Regions from separate parts of the Homo sapiens genome. Here region 1 is linked to region 2. A link is a loop called in an ENCODE intact Hi-C map of the cell type or tissue named here. Cell type or tissue: PC-9. All regions are shown on one strand.

Region 1 (2,500 bases), 150 kb after region 2:
AAAAGATTCCAGTGCTTAGGGAAACAGGAATGGTGGAGCATATTTATCACATGTAATCTACACACCCATCCCTCAACATCCTTGAGAGAATCCAGAGGAAATCCCATAACTGACATGTGGAGAAACACACTTGTGTATAGACCATGTACATCCTTGAGAAGTTCTGTTGTGGCTGTGCTCTGTAAGCTAGGTATAATGGGAATTTTCAGTATTGAGATGGGCTCCGCAATTTAATAGAGATGTTGGAAGTTCTGGAGTATCAGAGGCAAGCAGTAGTACTTAACCACAGAAGACAAGGTAGGGGGCATATTTATTATAAAAGGAAAGCAGTAACATAGTGGTAATCATAGTTTTAAGCCATAGGAATTTTGGGCAGTATCCTATTGATTATAATGTCCCTAAGAATGAAATAGTTAGACAACCTAGTAAAATGGTCCTTAATCTCTATAACAGTAAAAACCAGACCTGACAGCAAAGAAAACTGACTGGAGTCTCAGAAATGGACAGTCACGGTCTTTTATTCAGTTTCCAGACCTAAGCCATGTACAATACGAGAATCTCTTGGATTGAAGGAGAGATCAGGTCTCTTTGAGGAAGGCCCTATATCATAGCCACAAGTGTATACTGTATATCTTCTTTCAAGTCTTCCTCAAAGGAAACTGCTGCCATTTACTAGGGTGACTGTGTAGTAACAAAAAGGAAATACCCAGACCTTTTGTGGGATTATCAAACACTGGCCAACCGATACTAATTCCTGGGCACTTACAGTCCTGCAGTCTACCAGTTAAACTGGGGGCTTATGTAGCGTCTTAGTCAGTTCAAGCTGTTTTAATGAAATATTACTGGGTAGCTTATAAACAACAGAAATTCATTTCTCCCAGTTGAAGGCTGGGAAATCCAAGATCAAGATGCAGGCTGATTTGGTGTCTGGTGAGTGCCTGATTTCTGGTTCATAGGTGGTATCTTCCAGCTGTGTCCTCACATGTTGGAAGGGGTAAAGGGTCTCTCTCAGGGCTCTTTTGTAAGGGTACCAATTCTTTTCATGAAGTCTTCACCCTCCTGACCTAATCACCTCCTAAAGACCTCACCTCCTAAAACTATCACCTTAGAGGTTAGGATTTTGTGAACATTGTCAGATTCAAAATGTAGTCACTTGTGTCAAACCCTAGCAAAATGGAGCTAGAGAAGGCTATGCTGGTAGGGCTCTCACACACAGTTTGCCTGATAACACAAACTATCACAGGACATTTTTCCAAACCACAGTTTACTACGTGAGTCACACAAAGACAGCTGGCAGCACAAGGACAGCTAGCCGCTTACACAAGAACACATGCCTGACACACTGACTCACAAACCCAATTCTAAATGTAAAGGCCTAACTGAAACTCCAAGATTACAAGTCCTTCCTAAGGACCACTGACATTCACATATCAAAACTCTTCAGCTCTTGTAAGATGCTGCCAGCACCAAAAAACTTTCTTTTAAAACAACTTGCATAAATCTCCTCTTTCTCCAATAAAATCCTAACCTTTTACTCTGTTCTCCATATATACTGGAGGCCATCCTGGTTTGTATATATGTCCCAAATTACAATCCTACGTCTTGTATACTATTCCCAAACAAAACCTTTTTACTTAGAGATTCATCTCTATTTTCACATGACAATTTCAATACATGAATTTGTTGGGGGACACACACATTTAGACTATAGAAGTGAGTCAGGTGATAATTGGAGACCTAGCCCAACTTTGAAACACGATGTGCTCAGTAGGTCCACAAATCCACTGTGTGTTTTTGTCTCCAGCTCTTGAATGTATAATTGGAAGAGACATATGTTTAGGCATAATAGATATGCTAGGCAGCTGGTAAAATCCTCACAGTGTCTGTGTGACCCATGGAATAAGGACCACGATAGTAGAAAGAGGAAGCCTCTGGAGCTTTCCTTCCCTTTCAGGACAGTACAAAAAAAGATATGCCACATCTTTAGAGGAGTTGCAGAGATTAGTGCCATCATCAAAGACTTGAAAGATGGATGAATCCTATCACATCTCCATTTAAGTCACCTGTTTGTCCAATGCAGAAGAGAAATCTTAGCAAATAACTGAGTGTGGTTATAAACTTAATCAGGAGGTGACTCCAATGTTAGTTGATGCTCCAGACGTAGTGTTACTAGGGCAAATCACCATGACATTTCCTGACACCTAGTGTGTAGCTATTAACATGGCAAATGTTTTGTCTCTATATTAATTTATAGGGTCCAACTAAAACAGTTTACCTCTTACATGTCAGGGCCAGCAGTATAGCATCATTGGATTGACATCCAATCTTTTACTCTTTGCCATAATATAGTTCACAGAGATCTTGATCATCTTAATATTCTCATACAAAATAAACTGGTTCAACACATTGATTAAATTATGTTGTTCAGATCTGATAAATGCAAAGTAGTAAGCATTTTGGATGGCAAAATAAGACAACTAGGATCTCAACTGTCAGGATT
Region 2 (2,500 bases):
GAAATATAGGTCTGACTTTCATGAGAGTTGGGAGGGCTCCAGTTTCTAGCCTACATACAGGTGTAGCTGAGGCCTTGGGAATAGGTGAAAGGAGTAAGAAAGAGAGGAGACAGTGAGATGGTAGGTATGAAGGGAATGTCAATGTTTAGGGAATTGGCAGAAAAAATAATTTACAAAGGAAAGGGCATCCAGAAATATTGATAGAAGACTAACACATTCTTGAAATGGGAAAACCAAGAGGAGAGACATTTTCAGGACAAGGTGGTCAACAGTGTCAAATGCTAGAGTAGGATGAAGACTGCCAAGGTTCTTGGTCTTTATTGTTTGGAAAGATGCTACCATCTTCCTCTCCTCACACGAACTGGTTCCAGCAGCAGGTGGAGAGCCTTGATGACATTTTGAGGTGGATTGCAATAATGCCCAGGTAATTTCCCAGCCCCATATCCTGGCCCTTTACCATGTAGCTTTGAACGTTCTCCCATTCTGGCTCTGGTTTGTCCATGTAGCTTGCTTTGAGCCAACAGACATTGGTAAGCCTGATATAAGCAGAGGATTGAAAGACACTGGAAAGATTGGGCCTTAGGTACTCTTGCCCTCTGCCATCACCATAAGGACATGCCCAGGCTAGCCTGTTGATGGCAGAAAGAGGACCAGGAGACATGTAGAGGAGAGCTCATGCAAAGACATAGGAGTGAGCCAGCTGAGCTGCAAACACATGCCCAATTCCAGCAAAGCTCACCTTAGACCAGCTGGACCCCACTGACATTGAGAAATAAATGTTTATTGTTATATGTCCCTTCAGCTTTTGTGGCAGTTTGTTACACATTATTGTGTAGCAGGACGAGCCGCAGACAAAACCTCTCAGACACCGAGTTATAGAAGGAAGGGCTTTATTCAGCTGGGAGCATCGGCAATCTACCGCCTTAAAATCCGAGCTCCCCGAATGCACAATTTCTGTCCTTTTAAAGGGCTCACAACACTACAGATTTCACATGAAAGGGTCGTGATTGATTTGAGCAAGCAGGCGGTACGTGACAGAGGCTGCATGCACCAGTGGTCAGAGAGAAACAAAACAGGGCAGGGAGTTTCACAATGTTCTTCTATACAATGTCTGGAATCTATGAATAACATCGCTTTCTAAGTTATGAGTTGATTTTTAACTACTGGGTTTTGGCCAGGCAGGCCCAGTCCTGGTTTCGGGCCTGGTGCTGGGTTGCCTGTCTTTGCTTTTACTTCCTTGTTGTTTTTTCTTAAAACAGGTACTGAGTATAAAAAAATATAAAACAATATGAGAGGGTCTCTCTCTTCCCTCAATCGTAGCAGTAGATAGCCGATATACCAATCCCTCTTATTTCATGTAAATAGGAGTATGTAATAGACTAGAAAAATGTTTAGAAAATAGAAAGGAATTATATTACCAGTGTCTCTGAATAAGTTTTCAGAAACCAACTGTTTTCTGGTTGAAACTCTCATTCTCTGCTCCCCCTGGTGGTGCTACATAGGCCATCTTGGTAACAGGTACATTTGAGCTCACTTTTCAAAACCTTCTCTTTGTCAGAAGTGGCAAATGGAACTGAAAGAATATTTGTTATCTCATATGGTCTTCATAACAATCCTTTGTGACAGGTAGTATTAGCTCCATTATATAAATAGGGAAACAGAGTTTGAAAGAGGTCAAGCCAGATTTTTTTGAACTTATACCATCAGTAACTGAGTGCCTCTCACAGACTCTACATCACTTTAAAGACCACATAAATATTTAGAAAATGAAAAGACAGGTCTCAAACCAACTTTGAAAAGCTAGTTATATTTTGTAATCAAGATTACATAGTAGGTGGTTTTTCTCTGAGATGTTTATTTTCTTTCTTTTTATAGAGATGGGGGTCTCACTGTATTGCCCCGGCTGCAGTGCAGTGGCTATCCCTGGTGGGATCATAGTGCATTACAGCCTCAAAACCCTGGCTCAAGTGATCTTCCTGCCTCAGTCTCTCAGGTAGCTGAATATAGGCTTGTATCACCCCTCCCAGCTGAGATTTATTTTCTTCTTGCTATCTCTGAGCCTTTACTAAAATCTGTATATATTCCAACCTGGTCTAAGCTAGACTTCTAGGGAATTCAGAAGGGAGAGAGGTAAATGAGGTGGGAGCAAGATGTTTGTAAATGTTCTCCCAGAGGCAGCTGTGTCTCCAGAGACAAAATCTGAAGCTTTGACCTGGAACCATCTTTCAAGAGATAACTAGAGTCATGTGTCACTTAACGACAGGGATACATTCTGAGAAATGCATCATTAAGCGATTTCATCATTGTACGAACATCATAGATTGTAATTACACAAACCTGGGTGGTATAGCCTACTACACACCTAGGCTATATGGTATAGCCTGTTGCTTCTAGGCTACAAACCTATAAAGCATGTTACTGTACTGAATCCTGCAGGCAATTGTAATATAAATCACTAGGTGACAGAAATTTTTCAGCTGCATGATAAGTTTATGGGACC

What was found. Peaks named below come from ENCODE experiments on the same cell type or tissue, not always from the same donor. Only the 100,000 strongest peaks of a DNase experiment are listed, where the experiment ranks them.
Region 1: a loop joins it to region 2, with 1.9 times the contacts of the local background. A loop is called at or near these places in 10 of 110 quality-filtered maps.

The regions. Positions count from the first base shown.
Region 1 is chr1:67,059,742-67,062,241 of GRCh38, reverse strand. No RefSeq gene overlaps it. Among named protein-coding and RNA genes, the nearest start is that of SLC35D1, 6.8 kb to the right of the region's middle. In PC-9, no CTCF peak of the experiment used is centred here; a DNase peak (open chromatin) is centred at 1,311.
Region 2 is chr1:67,213,556-67,216,055 of GRCh38, reverse strand. The region is part of intron 6 of IL23R (interleukin 23 receptor); the gene reads right to left. Among named protein-coding and RNA genes, the nearest start is that of IL23R, 48 kb to the right of the region's middle. RefSeq lists an enhancer at 552-691. In PC-9, a CTCF peak has its summit at 1,478 (motif pointing left); no DNase peak of the experiment used is centred here.